2 separate regions of the Homo sapiens genome follow, and region 2 is linked to region 1. The links are chromatin loops, found by intact Hi-C in ENCODE. Cell type or tissue: sigmoid colon. All regions are shown on one strand. Links, peaks and the distances in the headings refer to the core of each region. The heading gives the core; the rest is flanking DNA.

Evidence for each region. A loop is a pair of places that touch in the nucleus more often than their neighbours do. Peaks named below come from ENCODE experiments on the same cell type or tissue, not always from the same donor. Only the 100,000 strongest peaks of a DNase experiment are listed, where the experiment ranks them.
Region 2: it touches region 1 in a loop (5-fold over the local background); 1 of 110 quality-filtered maps calls a loop at or near these places.

Annotation. Positions count from the first base shown.
Region 1 is chr15:80,931,160-80,940,110 of GRCh38, reverse strand. CEMIP (cell migration inducing hyaluronidase 1) reads right to left here. Exons shown (of 30, transcript NM_001293298.2): 22 at 8,072-8,252; 23 at 6,651-6,866; 24 at 3,226-3,437; 25 at 2,132-2,317. Among named protein-coding and RNA genes, the nearest start is that of MESD, 54 kb to the left of the region's middle. In sigmoid colon, for the core only: no CTCF peak of the experiment used is centred there; DNase peaks (open chromatin) are centred at 2,219, 3,249 and 3,620.
Region 2 is chr15:80,812,159-80,821,109 of GRCh38, reverse strand. All of the region lies in intron 1 of CEMIP (cell migration inducing hyaluronidase 1), which reads right to left. LOC124903539 (a long non-coding RNA gene) reads left to right here. Exons shown (of 2, transcript XR_007064733.1): 2 at 1,588-2,667. Among named protein-coding and RNA genes, the nearest start is that of MIR549A, 25 kb to the left of the region's middle. In sigmoid colon, for the core only: no CTCF peak of the experiment used is centred there; no DNase peak of the experiment used is centred there.

The sequences.
Region 1 (8,951 bases), core at 1,565-6,564:
CTTAAATAATGTACTTGTTTATAATTTAGTAAGAATCATTATAAGAATTCACTGAGGTGGTATTAAGCAAACTTAGCTATCCAGAACACAGCTACAATCACTTAACAGTTTTTTTAACCTGGAAAAAATGAGAGATGATTCAGAGCTTATATATTTCACACTTTGAAATCCCCTCCCTTTTAGCTGACTTATTTTAATTTTACCCCTAATTATAGCAAGCTGGTTGTTAAGTATCCTAGCCCATAGTAGATTATTAGAAGGTAGCTGCTAAAGGCAGGTGCTCTGAGTATAAGAAACAACAAACGTATAAGGCAGAAAGATTTTTAAAAGCCCAAGAGTTTGCAGCCCTTCTCCATAGGAAACAGACCCCCTATAACCCAACTCCTGGTCCCTAAGGCGTTGCTGAATTGAAACACAACACAATGATCAACAGGCATAGGGCTAAGCTATGCTACCAACCAAAAAATGTGCTTAAGGTGACAAGCAGACCAGCCTTAGATTTTTAAGACTTTGATCAAAGAGGTTCAACTTACTTAGTGGAAGTTTCCATTTGAAAAATTCACATCTTTTGAACATTTCACTCATGAGCCGGAAAGAAGAAAATCTGCATGGATGGTATCCCAGGGACTTTACCTTATCAACATCTGTTACTTTAATCATAATATTTCCTAGTGGTATGTGGGGCATATCTCACTCCTCCTCCTCTGGTATTCATATGGGAGGATTTTCCTAAATACTCCTGGCCCCTGGGCCCTCCCCTCATCCACTTCTTCCCATGGGAAGAGAGTGTCTCATATAATTGGTTGGTTTTGGGTATTTGGCTCAGCCCGTAGAGCAGGGGCACTCTGGTCTGTCTTCCATGCTCTGAGGTTTTCGGGCTGGGCCCTATGTGGGGAGCCTGTAATTGCCCAGTGCTCCCTGGGGCGGAGGAGGTAAAATTGGGGATGATATTGGAAAGCTCTATTCTCCAACAGCTTTATCATCAGTAAGGTGGATCACTTCCTCTTCCCCTGCCAGCTTGTCTGCCCCCAGCTGGCGTAGCACTTGTGTGGGGAAAGAGGTGTTTTTTATTGCCCTCCCATCCCAACATTTTACTTATACTTTTGATTCTAAATTTTAATTTTCCCTTAATCAAATTGATGGAGCCATAAATAAGATAGATCATCTGTTATCAGTTTCTTTATCATTGACTTCCATATAAGAATAGAAAACTGGCCATCAACTGATCTTTTACCCTTACTCCTCACAGTTTGCTATCGACGTTGCTGTGGAGCTGGGTTGGCATTCTTAAGACATTAGACGAAATTTCTTTTTAAGAGAGGGGATCAAAGAACTCCCAGAAACAGATACTCTGTTTTCATTATATCTCTATTGAATAGAACCTAGTGCAGGTTAGCAAAAGGGTGAGGGCTTTGAAGACAGACAGATCTAGGTTCAAATCCAGCTGGGTCAGCTTTATGCTATGATCTCAGGAAGTCTCTCCTATTTTCCCTGTGCCTTCTTTGCCCATCTCTCACTCTCTCTGTCACCCAGGCTGGAATGCAATGGCAGTATCTTGGCTCACTGCAACCTCCGCCTCCCAGGTTCAAGCAATTCTCCTGCCTCAGCCTCCTGAGTAGCTGGGATTACAGGCACGCGCCACCATGCCCAGCTAATTTTTGTATTTTTAGTAGAGACGGGGTTTCACCATGTTGGCCAGGCTGGTCTCGAACTCCTGACCTTGTGATCCACCCACCTCGGCCTCCCAAAGTGCTGGGAAGCGTGAGTCACCACACCCAGCTGCCCATCTCTTAATCCTCTGCTCCAAGCAGGTTGTTGTGAGGATTTGAGATAATGTACCATGTTTTCTGGATTCTAAGATTTACTGCCTTCACTTTTTTTTTTCTGAAATATGTAAATTCCCTACAATTCACATGTATATTTAATAGGGTGTTTATTTTACTTTTAAAGCTTAATAGCTTTAAAAATGTCGTTAATGTATGGGACAGTCAGCCTTAGAGTCAAAATGCCTAGAAAGGTGTCTTACATTAATTGGCATTAACTACATGGCTGTTCTTAGACTTATTGGAAAGGCCAAGGGGACAAGATGAGGTTGAGCCACTTTCCTGCAGCCAAGTGGGCGCCTGCTCACCCTGAGTCCTCGTCCCAGTAGTAGTGGCTCCTGCCAGGGTAGCTCTGCTCCACTTTGTCCATCTGCAAGGTCCTCACGAAGACGCCCGTCTTGGACGTTTGCTTCAGCAGGCGATTGTGAACATCCGAGAGGATGGAGAATGTGGTGCCTCGCGGGTAGCAGAGCCCCACTCGGATCCAGTCGCCCCTAGGATTGGAAGTAGAGTCAGGTTACAAGCAAGGGTGTCCAGGCCACAGGGCCTTTGGAGCATGCCTTGGAGAAAGAGACCAAAAAATCTCCACCAAATGACACCTCCACTTTTGTATGGGAAATTTTGAAAGCACATTTGCTGTCGTGGTGACTGAGTTGCAGTGTTCAAGGAGAGAGGGAGAGACAATGGCTGCCCATGAGCAAAGAGCCTGAATGCTTCACTGGTGTGTCTCCAGGGCCAACCCTGGGGGTGCTGCATATGGAACTTTGGGAAAAAGACATTCTTTTCGTAGTTAAAGAGCACAGGATCCAAAGGACCTAGGCTGAGCCCCTTCTGGGTCCAGCTTGATTGTAGGGCCGATTTCATCGCTTTGGTCTCATTTCCCACATCTGGTAAATGTCTGTCTCACAGAAATACTGTGACAAGTAAATAATGTGCATAGAAAATACTAGAATCTAAATATATGAAGCCCTATCCAGATGCCCTCGGCCTCAACACTTTATCTCGCAGAGCCTCGTTTCCCTCTCTGTAGGATGGTAACAACAATACCCAGATATTTTTGTCATCTGTCGAGCACTGGCTAATGCCAGGTCCTGGGTGCCCGCCATACCTTATCTCCTTGGGTCCTCATTGCACTCCTGCAAGGTAATACTATCCTCAACTCAAAGATCAAGGAGCTCAGGCTCAAGAGGTTACGTGCGCTGGCCAAGGTTACCCATGCTGGAGCGGGGGCTTGGCCTGTGTCCTTTAATTCTTAACTCCTGGGTGATGTCAACCCCTCTAGGTACTCCTGCATGGATCACATGGGCTAGCCTGTGGTTTCGTTAGACGCAAGTCCAGGACTTTGCAACAAGGCATCGTTATCAGCTTTGAGCTCACTGCTCCTGGCTGGACACCCACTCACTTGTTGAAGTTGATGAGCCAGATGGCGAGTTCGGCGGGGGCCGTCTGGTCCCAGTGGATGGTGTAGCCCTTCTGCAGGGTGACAACCGGTTGGTATTGCTGGTAATGGGTGCTCCTGGTGAGCGCCCCCTCCAGGTAAAGAGGGTGGCTGGGGAAGTCATTCTTGATGATCTTCATTCGCAGGTTACTGGTCTTGTAGGCTTGAATGTACATCTTTTAAAACCCAAAAAGGAAACACACAATGAGGCTATTACGAAGGATTATTCCAAGAGCGTCTGGCTAACATCTGACTATAGACCGCACTTTCAAAGGCACTTTCTCTTTACAGAACCCTTTTTAGAAGGCTTGAATGAAAGAAAGGCCAAATAAGGGGACATCTCTTTCTGCTGATGGACGCAGCCCAGGCCTTACTGTGTAATCCAGCTAATGCTTTCTGTTCATCTTCATAAAAGTGCTCTGTTGAGCTTCCAGTGGAAATTTGAGAAGAGTCTGCATAATAGTCAGATGGCAAATTTTGGACAAAGGACAGAGATGTGGACGGAGGAGGAAGGGAGTAAGAGAGAGAGAGAGAGAACTTTTTTAATTCTACCATAAAATGCAACTCGCCTATAACTGGCAGTTGCTCTGCCTGATTTTAGAGAGTGCCTGGGTGTGTTGGCCTACTTCTCCCTCCTACTCCCTCTCAGTGTCTGGCCCCTGAGGCCAGTCCTTGTGGTGCCACAACACACTGCATGAATAAATGGTGCCTCATTTCAGAGGAAAAACTGAAAGCAAGACTGTCAGCCATTGAGTTCCAGGGACCTAAGAGCCTGGATGCTTTATCCCAGCATTGGTTTAAAACACTGTGTTGGCCGGGCGCGGTGGCTCATGCCTGTAATCCCAGCACTTTGGGAGGCCGAGGCGGGTGGATCACCTGAGGTTGGGAGTTCGAGACCAGCCTGACCAACATGGAGAAACCCTGCCTCTACTAAAAATACAAAATTAGCTGGGCATGGTGGCACATGCTTGTAATCCCAGCTACTAGGGAGGCTGAGGCAGGAGAATCGCTTGAACCTGGGAGGCGGGGGTTGCAGTGAGCCGAGATCACGCCATTGCCCATTGCACTCCAGCCTGGGCAACAAGAGCGAAACTCCATCTCAAAACAAAAACAAAAACAAAAAAAACGCCATGTCCTGTTTTATGGCACATCCCAAATTCATAAGACAATATCCCCATAACTGTGGCCAAGAGAGACAATCACACCAACGTGCAATGATGTTGTGCTTTTGGAAGGAAGTGCTTATCTTCCCCTCTAGTTTTATCGCATATAAGATGGAAAGAGAACCAACCCTGCCCATCTTAGGAAGTTGCCCTGAGTATCAGAAGGTAAAGCGTACATTAAAGCATTTTGTAAGATGTAAAGTGAAGGGAAAATATTATGAATAACCGTTAATAACCAGTTGCCAGTTATGATAATCTGGCAAGCTCTAACGATGAGCTTTTTTTTCACAGAAGATAAGCAACATATCAGAAAGAAAGTGTGGGAAGGAAAATCAAGGCTCCATATGGGATACCTAGACCTTGAGCTGAGGCTGTGTAATGCTGACAGTGTGGATGCCAGGCTTGAGGGTTTGGTCATCCTTCAATTATTCAGGACATGACTGTCCTCCATCAGCTCCCTTCTGACCCCACTTCCCTTCTTATCTTCCTCACATCATCATATCAACCACTCACTCCCATTAGCATCTTGGCCCTTCCTCTGCCCACACCTACAGCAGAAGCCACCCCATGGCTCATTGCACAGCTCCGCCTCTCCCAGGGCTCTTGAGCAGGGCTGAGAAAATCCCACAGCCTGGGAGAGAGGTGCCTCTGCAAATGCACCGCCTCCAGTCTCCACTGGGTTTTCAACACTGCCAGGCACTCCTTCCACAAGCTTCTTGTCAACATTTTCCACTCTCTACAGCAACTCTTCCAAATCTTTATCGCTCTCTGGAGGTTACTTTCCTCAAGCCCAGTCCCCACATTCTCAGCACATGACATCACATTCTACTGCAGAGAGAAACACCCTCAGCTTCCTGCCCTCTGCCCTGTCTTCCTCTGGTCCTTCTTCCTGCTAAATGCTAGCCCTGCCACCTACTCTGGCACCTGACCCCCACCAGCTGCACCCTGTGCCCTCTTTGCCCCTTATGGCCCTTTTCCTTCAGCCCAACACCATCTCCCTCTCCTATCACTCCTCCACCCCCAAACCACCATTTAGCTCCTTTCTAACACCCCAATTCCTGACACCCACGGTGGTGATAATAATGCCTGCCTTGTAGGATAGTTGTGAAGACAGCTATTCATACATGTTTCCTTCATTCTCTGAGACGACCTGGCTCACTGTGAACCTGACAATTCATTTTCTCAGGCCTCTCTCCCGTTACTCATTTATTCATTAGTCATTCATCAAAATACTAGAAGTAACAATAATATAATAATAGCTAACTAATATTTTAAGTTCTGCCCTGTTCTAGGCACCATCTAGACCTGCCCTGTCCCTCATGTGGCCACTGAGCACTGGACATGTGGCCACTGTGACTCAGGATCTGAATTTTAAACTTCAATTCATTTAAATTTCAAAACAAAAGCAATGTAAATATTTTTTCCTATCCCATTACCCTGATTTGATCATTACACATTGTATACATATATCAAATATCACACATTCTCCAAGAGAATATACTATGATATAGCAATAAAAATGCAAAAATAAATTAAAAATAAAATTAAAAATTCACATTAAACACAACGTTATTGTTTCAGTAGGACTACACTTCCCTTGGTTGAAAATTGAGTGGGCTATAAGTGTAAAATACACAGTAGACTTTGAAGACTTAGAAAAAAAACAAGAAGTGTTTTTAATGATTTTCTACACTGATTCATTTTGAATGATAGTATTTTTAATACAATTAAAGTATTATTAAAATTAAATTCTGTTTCTTTTTACTTTTTAACATGGCTACCAGAAAATTTAAGATTACATGTGTGGCTTGCATTATATTTCTATTGGATAAGGCTGATGAAACATTTTACTTGTATTTTCTGAAGCCACCCCCAAAATCTCGCTAGGAAAGTTCAACTATTTTACAGGTGAGGAAACTGAGGCTCCAAGAGACCAAGTAATTTGCCCAAGGTCCAATGGTAAGTGTTGGAGCCTGACTTGAATCGAAGCAGTTGACCCAGAGGGTTCTTTTTTTCTAAGCATTTTGCTCACCAAGTGTTTTGACTTTAACTTTGTAAAAATCCTACTGGGTGAGGGGAAAAAATAAAAGGAAAGAAAGAAAAAGAAAAAAAAATTCTGTATCTCTTTCTGGCCTGAAACAGAGCCAGGCATAGAGTAGACACTCACTGAATGCTTGTTGCATGAGTGAATAAGTGAGTGGCCGGCCCCCAGAATGGTGTCCCCACCTGTGCATAGCACCCACTGCAAATGGCCCCTCTCCAGTCGGGAACATTGATGCAGTCTGGGTGCCGGACCAGCCAGTTGTCATTCTTCGTGAGGTAGGAGCCAGGGTACTCGGACACGGAGCCGTCGACGTCATGGAACACAGATGTCTTATCCCCATCCATGTCCAGCTGGTTGAACCAGGGCCCAGGCTCTCCGAAGAACACTCTGGAAGTAATCTAAACAGAGCCCAGGAAAGTTAGGCAGGGCTAGAAGGTGAAGGGAAACTGCAGCCGTCATCAGGCCAGGGCGAGGTTTCCGATTTCCACTGACGTTACAAGCCAGCCAAAACAAAGATGCTCTCGGGCACTGAGAGAAACCACGTGGCTGACCCCTCCGATGCAACCGGAGTCACAGTCAAAGGTTCACTGTGCCTCAACTCCCAGACCTAGCACATGCTTTTGGCCTCTGCTCACTGGAGGGTTGGCTGCTGTGGATGAGCTTGGAGACTGCTCTGACACACAGCCTTCACCAACTGCAGAGATGGAGGAGGGGGACTGAGGACTGTGAGTGTGACTGTGTGTGAGAGGGAGGTGGGGGTGATGTGTGTATGAGAAAGGGTACACACACTTTTACACATACACACACACATACACGGGGGCATCCGTGTGCGAGAGAAGATGCATGTGGCACGTTTCAGGAAGACAGTTTTGCAGCATGAGCCCTTGCAGATTTCCATAACTGACCTCTTTCAGGCTCTCAGTTGCCTGAGTAAAGACATTAAGTCATTTCAGTTTCACATCGTTTCCCTCAGCCTGCCAGGAACTGGGCAAACAGGCAAAAGGCAGGAGCAGGGAGGAGAAGGAGGGAAAAGTCTGGGAATCCATAACCTGAAGGAAATGCACAGGAGGACTGGCCCCGGCTGGTCTCACAGGGCAGCCCTTGCTCCTGATCTCCTAATCCTCCGCCCCTCTTCTGCCTTCTCTGTCTAGGGCAAGGAGGCCTCTGTTTATAGTCTGCTCTCGGGGAGAGATTAAACAGAACATCATCAGCTAAGACTTCCCTTGGAAACTGTGGGGCTTGTTAGATTCTTTGTGCCAACTCAGGTGGCCTGGTCAGAAGACTCAGTTTGTCAAAGTCAAGTCCCTTGGAGGAACAGCCTAGGAACCTCAGTCCACACGTCGGGTTCCTCCAGAGGCTCGCCTGAGTTTTGAGCAGGGAGAGAGCAAGCGGGCATTTACCCAGACCTGACCTGTGGGGCAACCTACGCTTGTACTTTTCCAGTTTGGATGAAGAGCAAACTGGGACATGGCCCAGCCTAGTTGGAGGAGGCTTCTCAACCCCTGCGGTGGTGGCAATAGCTCAAACTCTGGGACCCAGGGGACTTGTGAATCACCATCCAAAGTCTGGGTTTGCCGGGAGTCTGCCCTGGCGCCTCACTCACCGGAACGTCCTCAAAGGCAATGCCGGTCACGTTGTTATGGGGGCAGCTCTGCCAGGCATTATTCAGGCGGAAGGCCAGGGCGCTGGTGTGCCGGCCCTCCAGGGCCACAAACTTTCGGAAAGTGCAGTTTTGGATGTTGATGGGGCCATCATATAACTGAATTCCTCTAATTGGAAAATTCCTACGGAGTTAAGGAAGTAAGATGTCAGTCTAAATGTTTTCCATTCCTATGGAGTTAAGGAAGTAAGACGTCAGTCTAAACGCCATGTTTGCCCCTTCTGAGGTGGATGGTAGCAGAGACTTCCTGGGTAAAACCATTCCTGATCCCCACCTCTAGAAACTCCCCCTGCCCCAGATCATTATTAATTAATTATTAATTCATTAATTAATTTAAAGCATGTATAGACACACTAAGTGTCAATGAATGACTGCCGGGTGAATGGATGGATGGATGAATGGATGGATGAGTTGAATATCCATCTAGTTGCTAGTTTGGAGTTTGGAGAATGGTCCTGTATTTCAACATTTTCCCCAATTTTTCCATTACATAAAGAGTCATTGGGTAAATACTGTAAATACCACTGGAGCGTGCCAATATTATGTTTCTTGGGAAGATAGAGCTGTTAGTCATTATCGCCTTAGTTTTAGTTGCTATAACAATTAAATCAGATTAAGACCCACATGAGTTTCTCCTCTGGGAGTAAGCCTTTCACATTGGCAGTGTGCTGGGTTTGGGAAACAGAGGGGAAAAGGACACAGAATGGAAGGTGATAAACATGATAAAAATAATTGTAAGGCAACATTTTCAGCACCCCTAGAAGAAAGGGAGGCCCCACTGAAAAGCAAGACTGTAGGCTGACAGAGAACCCCAAGAAGGCCC
Region 2 (8,951 bases), core at 1,534-6,533, 120 kb after region 1:
CTCATCTCTAAATTCTGAGCAACCAGCACAGAGCCAGTTGTTTGAACAGTTCCTTTCCAACTACTGCCTTCTCAAAGGTTTCACATCTTTATGATGAAGTGCAAATTTCACTATTTTGAAGCATCTTTTGGGTTCCAAACTCTGTATCAGACACTTTCACATTTTTAGTTTACTTGATCCTCCCCTTGTAAACTAGTTAATAATAACATAAAACAGTAATATTCAAAACATATTTAACATTTATTAAATACCAGAAATTGTCCTAAGTATTCCCATGTTTACATTCATTTACTGTGTACAGCGTCCCAGCGGGTTAAGTATTATTATAATTTCTTTTCTATAATAGGTGAGAAAACTGAGGTTTGAAAAGGTTGAGGGACTTAACTACAGTTACCTAGTTCTCACTGTCCTCGGGAATTAAATCCAGATCTATCAGCTTCTATGGCCTGTGCCCTTAATAACTATTATTACCCCCTTTTACAGACTCAGAAACTGAGAATCAGAAAGTTGAGGGAGTAGTTCAGGGTCACTTGGCTAGTCAGCAGCCAAGCCAGCCCTCCTGAATCCACATCCTATGCTGTGATCCACTGCTACTCCTTGTAACTGATGATCCTGACTGTGGTTCAGGTTGGATGAATCAAGGAAAAAACCTTGACCCATCAAAAACCAGGTTCCTAAGCTAAGAAGACCCCAGGAGAGCATACGCATCTATGAATATAAAGGATACACTATGCTACCAGTCCTCAGAAATTTATGCAGGCCAAAGGAATACTGGGCTCTGCTTGAATATTTTTGGCAGTTGGGAAGACATGTGACTCACGGTATTTATAAGGAACAGGCTGCCCACTTTCCTCTGACCAGTCTGGGTAGCAGCACTACCATGGAATACCACTGCCCTGGAGAATTCCAGATTAAATAGAGGAAAATCAGTCAGGGAAAAGAAACATCCAACTCAGAGAGAGAGGGAGACAGAAGAGGTGGCATGTTTTTGCACAGCCCCACGGAATTCTGGAACAGTCCAGAGCAGGAGCTGTGACCTTAGCCGAGAATCAAAGATTAACATGGGCAAGAGAAAGGCTGGTTGAGCTTCACTGTCCCACCCTTGTCATGCTGGCCACTTTGAGATGTCTACAATTCAATTCTCTGGTTGACTGCAGAAGTCAAGGGGTTTCAGACAGACTTGCCTTTGAATCCTGACTCTGTCCTATTGTGACCAAGTGACCAAGTCAACCAACTTAACTGAGCCTCAGTTTCCTCCATCCACAAAATAGGGTTATTGAGACCCATAGCTCAAGGATATTCATGAGGATCAATGTCATAATGTATAAGAAATACCTGGCATGGGCCTAAAGTAGGTGCTTAATAAATGTTCCCCCATTCCCTTCCTCTTTCTCTAAGAGAAGATCCTTTCTTTCCTCCTTAAAACAAAATAGGCTGAAAGCAATCTAGCCCATCATTTAAAATGATTAAAGTCCCCAATTTCTGTTTATGAATGCTGTAGAGGGTAAAGGGGGAATACTCAGGGTGTGCTGTCATTGGTCTTGGTGAACATAAATTTGAGGAATTGTACCAATGTTCCCATTCCAGGTCACATCCTGTCATGATCAAGACATTAATGGATATGACAAAGATCCCAGATGAAAAGCAACTTCTGAACCACACCACTGGCATCCTGATTAAAGCAAACATAAGCAAGCCGAACCCAGCAAGACATCTGGAACCATCCCTAAGAGTGACCATCCACTAGACAGGACCCAACCCTGCCATGAGTGGAATCAACTTCCTGTCTCATGAGACTGCAGATTTCAAATCCTGTGCCTCTCCATGGCTTCCTGAGCTCCTAACCACACTCTGACAGGCATGGCATCTATGCAAAAAGGGAAATGAGTGAGGCCAGTTGAAGAATTATATAATCCTCCATTTTAAAAATAGGACTGGGTATTTTTGGAAAGAACTAGCTGGGTGAGTTATTTAACAGCCTTTCTGGCTAGCCTGTGGAAACTCAGAAAATGGCATTCTCTCAGGGTCTCTAGAAAGATGTGTTACCTGGTACAGCCAAAGAAGACTGAAGATGCCCAGGCTGGGCTGAACCTGGGACAATGCAGAGATAACCTGGTCCTTTGTAAGCTGTGGACTGGCCCTGTAATGCACGCTGGGAAGAGAGGAGTTTGGAAGCCACTCCCCAGGATGGATCTCTGTAGGCAAATCCTTTCAACAGCTACTGTGAAGCCCTCTGAGCGATGCGATTGATTAAGGTTGACAAAAGCCTGGCAATGGCTTCCACTCCCCACTTCTTGTTCCCATGTTAGACATTATTAATCAATTACAACTCTTTCTCTACAAGCCCCAGAACCAATCCTTTACACAAATCTCCCAGAAGCCACCAACAATCAGTGGGAGTTGGCACGAGGTGAGACTTCTCCAGTCTGTCTGCAGTAGCTAGTAAGTGGTGCACTGGCTTCAGTTTGGACCACTGCTACATCGTGGAGTTGACCTGTTGAAATTGATGAGCTATTCTGACATCAGTAATGCTCCCTGCAGCTTAGAGTTCAGGACTTCCGTTGTGATACAAATACAGCTGCTTGGAGAATGAAAATATTCATATATTTTTGGAGCTAATTCTAAGTACTTTCAAGTCTGTGCCAAAATTAAAACTGTTCAGAAATACTCTGATTCTCTTCTCCTTTGGGCCCATGATAAGTTTGCACTTCTCCTGCCCCTTTTCAAGTGAGACTATGGCCATGTGACTTGGTTTGGCCGATGATACATGAGTAGAAGTGACATATGTCACACAAGTGAAGTCTTAAGAGCCAGTGTATGATCCACCATGCTCCCTCTCCTCTGCCCTGGTGATGGTAGAAGCATATATGGAGGTGCAGCTTCCCCAGCAAGGGGTCTTGCATGACTGTGAGAGACAGTATCTCCTTGCTAACACACATTGGACATGAACATGAGTGAGAAATACATATTTTTTTGTAGTAAGCTGCTGAAATTTGGGGATTGTTTGTTCCTGCAGCATTGCTTTACTTATCCTGACTTTTACAAACACTTTCAGCTAGTCATTCCATCGGATCCTCTCAACAACCACGTAAAATAGGAAAAATGCTATTATCTACATCATACAAATAAGATGACGAATGCCCAGAGAGGTTAAATAATTAAGAAACACTGAAACCTTTTACATTAACTGACCAACACCTATTGCCAAAATGGAAATGTATATGCTCTGATCATATAATTTTTACAAGAAGTGGTGCATTTAAGCAAGTCATAGATCTCACTGAAAAATTAAATATTGTCTGAAAATTGACCCAGAAGCACCAAACACAATCATCCAAGAATAAAGCCACAATTTGCCACCGCAGCCTCCTAAATTGCAGTTCTCGCTCATCTTTGCAGCAGTTGTCAGGATCCTCACAGCCACATACCCCCAAATGTTCCCATAATCCTCTCTGCTTCTACTTACATATTATTATTATTATTATTATTATTATTATTATTATTATTTTGAGACAGGGTCCCACTCTGTCACTCAGGCTGGAGTGCAGTGATGCAATCACCGCTCACCACAACCTCTACCTCCCGGACTCAAGTGATCCTCCCACCTCAGCCTCCTGAGTAGCTGGGACTACAGGCACACACCACCATGGCTGGCTAATTTTTGTTGTTGTTGTTTTTGTAGAGATGGGGTTTTGCCGTGTTGCTCAGACTGGTCTTGAACTCCTGAGCTCAAGCTATTCACCCACCTCGTCCTCTCAGTAGTGTAGTGCTGGGACTACAGGTGTGAGCCACTATGCCCAGCCTACTCACACATCATTTATGCAAATCCTATTCTCCTATAAGCAATATCCAATTATTTGAGCAACTTTCTCCTCACTTCTCCTTCAAATGACAGACACTACATGTTCCAGGGCAGCCTGTCCCACAGCCTTCCGCATCCCCAGCTCCACGCTGTGTATAATCATAATAATTACATCAGCCAAGGTATCGTCATTTTAGCTCCTTCCTCCTTCACCATGGCTTTCCGTTTCTATTTCTATATAAATAGCCTTGTTATAAACTGTTTACTGTCAGCCAACTCCATTCTTTTCTGGAAGTAGGCAGAGTATATATTACAAACATAAAAATATAATAATAGACTTACCTTTACTCTGTTCAGGCATATAAATAAGATCTCTGGGCTGAAGCCTGAGGAGCGAGAACCCCGTCTGCCGCTTTGTTTGCAGTTACTCTCCTAGAGTAACGGTGCACTGTAGGCTCCTAATCACAAGTATTCATTGCTCACCTGGTTTGTGCTCATTACTGGGCTTGGAGCTGTGCAGGTACAAGGACACAATGTCCTCTCACCCTCGTTTGACCTCTATCTTCTCTCCCAGTGCCCGTCCTGAGACCCATCCCCACCCTTCCTCATGCAAACATATACGAGAAGAGTTTCAATCCAGCTGACAGGGTCAGGTTAGAGTGTTGGAGGAGATCATTCAGTGGAGATGATTCAATCTTTTAAAGATTCCAGGAAAGAAAATTCTGATATCTGGAGTAATCAGGGAGGGCTTCCCAGAGGACAAGTAGCTTGACCTGGGCCAGGAGGTGTGGCTTATTTGTGGGCGGACTGGCCCAGGTGGTGCAGAAATGAGGCAAGGAGAGGAGAGGTGATAAGATCCTAATGATCAGCATAAACACCTGCCTGCAGGAGGCCCTGGAGTAGGAAGCAGACAGAGGTCCGAGGAAACATCCAGACAGACAACTTTCCTGCCTCCCTCAAGGACCCATTTCTTTGATTTCAGAGCTTTCCACTCCCTGGAAAACTGTGAGTGGTAGCTAGCCTAGCCTGCCTCAGCCACCACTGAGTGGTGATGCAGAGAAGGGAAGCATTTAGGGCTTAAGAGGCCCTGCTGAGATGGGAAAGTTTCTCCTGTGGTCTTGATCAGAGACAATTCCTCAGGGTTACCATATACCCACTTTGCCCTGAAATCCACATGCAGCCATCACAACTTAAAAAAGAAAAATAGCGCTGACTTTTCACAGTAAAATAGCATTGCAAAAGAGTTTGCTTTAGAAAGTCACAGTCTCTCCTAACTCATTTGGATTTTTAAGCATAAATTTCAATCTGGAGGAATATTGGAAAGAGGGCACCGGTAATGGACTCATCCCAGGAAAAGTATTTATTCTTGCCTTTCCTCGGCCAAGGAAAGTTTCTATGCTGGAAAAAGCACCTCACCATCCACCGAGCTGTATGGCAAAGATTATAAATAGAAATAAAGAAGTCATTCTGACATGTTTATCATTTCGCCTTAAACTTCTGGAGCTCCCAGGGCAGAAAAAAGCTGGATCTTCTCCCTCCTACTTGGAAAATATATTTCTTTGGCTTTCCAAATAATATCTCATTAATAAAACATGATCTTTAATTTTTTTTAAAAGGCACAGAGTTAGACTATTTAATGAGAGGATATTTATTCTAACTCCTTATTTTTATAACTAAGAAACAAAGGAGAAGGAATGAGGGAGGGAAGGAAGGAGGAAAGGAAGGAAAGAAGAAGGAAAGAAAGAAGGGAGGTAGGAAGGGAGAGAGGAAGGAAGGAAGGAAAAAAGAAAAGAATATCCATTGAATATCTACTATATACCAGGCATTGTACTGTGCATTTTCCATATGTTACTTCATCTAATCCTCATAGCCAAACAATCTGGAAAGTATTCTTGGCCTCGTTTTCATGACCAAAGAATTCAAGGTATAGTAATTAAATGCCTTTCCCAATGTCTCAAAGCTAGATAGGGACAGAGCGTTGCTCATCTGGTCTTCACCACAGCACTGGGAATTGGGCCAGGCAGGCCACAGGATACCCATTTTACAGATGAAGAAACCTAATCTCAGAGAGGCTGAGGCATTTGCCTCTAGTCTGAAAGTTAGTGAGTGACGGAGTTAGGATAAGAATGCCGTTCTCCCAGCATCCTGGCCAGTGGCTTCTCTACTCTGTCTTACATGCAGGGTATATATGGCAGGTTTTCCTTACTTGGACCGGTTTTTCCAAAGAAGTGAATTGCTACTGTGATCTCCTTTGAAAGACCCTCTCAGGGATCAGGAAAAGCAGTAGGGACACTCTCCACCTGTATTGAAAGTGCAACCGTTGGGCTGGCCCAGTGGCTCATGTCTATAATCCCAGCACTTTGGGAGGCCAAGAGGGGAGGATCACTGAGGGCAGGAGTTCGAGACCAGCTGGCCAAGAAAGTGAGACTCCCATCTCTTAAAAAAGGAGAGAAAAAGAAAGCACACCCCTAGAATTTAAGTCTGCATGGGGAGGAGGAAATAATACAACTCACACTGGAGAAAATAATGATTTGGAGGAATTAGTGAAATCTCTCTCATAGCCATTCATTCTCCAGGTCTGTGTGTTGCCCATGCTGTTACTCTGGCTAAGGTACCTTTCCCTTCTTCACAGGCCCAAAGCCTACCTATCCTTTGAGGTCCAACTGAAGACCCTCAGTGAGCAATCTTCCAAGGCACCCACAGGTTCTGCCCTGAGGTTTGGGGAATAGGGAAGATGCAGGAGAAGAATTCTAAGAGTGGGTGACATTGAGCTGGGTCTTGAAGGAAGAGTAGGAGATTGTCAGCGACATGTGAACCTTGAAGAGGATCTTTCAAGCCAAAGAAAGCAATGACCAATGTGCTGCCCTAGCTGGAGCAGAGAGAGAACTGCTGGGTACCAGGCTGAGCTGGAGATGGTGGCCAAGCCGTGGGTTGCTCTGGTGTCAAGCCAAAGAGTTTAGGCCGGGCTCAGTGGCTCACACCTGTAATCCTAGCACTTTGGGAGGCCAAGGCGGGTGGATCACGAGGTCAGGAGATCGAGACCATCCTGGCTAACGTGGTGAAACCCCGTCTCTACTAAAAATACAAAAAAATTAGCCAGGCGTGGTGGCGGGCACCTGTAGTCCCAGCTACTGGGGAGGCTGAGGCAGGAGAATGGCGTGAACCCGAGAGGTGGAGCTTGCAGTGAGCTGATTGCACCACTGCACTCCAGCCTGGGCAACAGAGGGAGACTCTGTCTCAAAAAAAAAAAAAAAAAAAAAAAAAGCCAAAGAGTTTGGACTTTATCCTTTTATGGATGGGAGAGGGTGTCTCAGCTTTGATCAATAAACCTTTGCTGCTACAGGTATGGAGCCAGGTATTAGAACTACTTCAGTGAATGAAACATCTCTTCCACCCTTGAGAAGCCCAGGGGCTAGTGGATTTTAAGTGAGAGAAAAATGATCAAATTTGCCTTTTAGAAAGATAGCAGTAATTGATATAAATATTAAGTCTTACTTGTACAACATCAAAATCATTTTGAAAAGCATAATTCAGACTGCTGGCTCTGAAATCATCTGTCCGAATTCAAATTTGGACTGTTCCACTTGCCATTGGACCTTGAGGAAATTATTTCACCTTTAGAGTGCTTCAGGTTCCTACTCTTAAGACAGTACTGCTGCTCCGGCCGGGTGTGGTGGCTCACACCTGTAATCCCAGCATTTTGGGAGGCCAACGCAGGTGGATCACCTGAGGACAGGAATTCGAGACCAGCCTGGCCAACATAGTGAAACCTTGTCTCTACTAAAAATACAAAAATCAGCTGGGTGTGGCAGCACCTGTAATCCCAGCTACTTGGGAGGCTGAGGCAGGAGAATCGCTTGAACCCAGGAGACAGGGGTTGCAGTGAGCTGAGATCATGCCACTGCACTCCAACCTGGGTGACAGAGTGAGACTCCGTCAAAAAAAAAAAAAAAAAAATCCGTACTGCTGCTCCTATTACAAATGATAACGAGGAGGAGGATGGCAGCTAACACTTGCTGAACACTGACTATGTCCCAACCACTGTTCTAAGTACATCTGCATGAACTCATTTAACCCTCACTACAACCTTTTGAAGGAGGTGCTATTATTGCTCCCATTTTATCAACCCAGAAGTGACCAGCTTCTGGTCACAGAAGCATTGGGTCAAGTGGGATAGTTACTATTAGCTCTTGTTTTCATTCCTCATCTTCTGCCTTTATTGACAAAAACAAATGCATTAGAAAAATTAAAATTAATCATGCATTGTAAAGGGAAAACATGGCAATGATGTAAAACACAAAATTTCTTTTGAAGTCTATCCCCCTTAATTTCAGCACGATGCTGGTGTAGGGATGGCTATGTCCAACTCTGCATTTTCAATGAAGCCATCATAGGCCTCTGACCCAAACCCTTCCAACAGGGCACACAAACCTTTCAAGCTAAAGTACATGTGATTATTGCCCAGCCTACGCTAAGTGTTTGTTAACAGCACTTTCATTCCAGTGTTTTCTCAGCCTAACAAATTAGACCTAATGATTTGCTTTCCTGCTGCATTTAAAAAAACATGACTTCATGTTTTTTATAAACATGTTTAACTATAAATCTGGTTAGTCTGATCCATGAGCCAATTCTGCCTGTGAAAAAAATATGAGAATTCTTCCAATGTAATTTAAAATATCAAATGTCCCTGGGAATCACTGCAGTAACAGCAACCACAAAAGCAGCTCCCATTTCCTGAGTGTGTTACTACGCTTGACAAAAATCCTCACAATAGGCCCACAAGCAGGTACTATTGGGCCCATTATACAGGTGAGAGATCTGAGGCTTAGCAAGGGTATACAAGGCCATGCAAATGACTAACGGTGGAGCTAGGATTTGAATCCAAGTCTCTCTCTCCAAAATCCTCTTCTTTTACACAAGTTTGTAATACAAACAAGAGGGGAAGAGGAGTCTATGGAAATGACCTAGAAGCTTCTCATTGAAATTATCCTTAGATGGACATGAAGATGAAAGCATTTAAGTGATCCCCAGATGCAGGCCACCACCCAGGTAATTATAACATTGCAGAATATGCTCATGAGAGGTTTGCCAAAGCTGGCTACAAACAACTCGGGTTAAAACAGGACATCAAGCCAGCCCGGTGTCATGC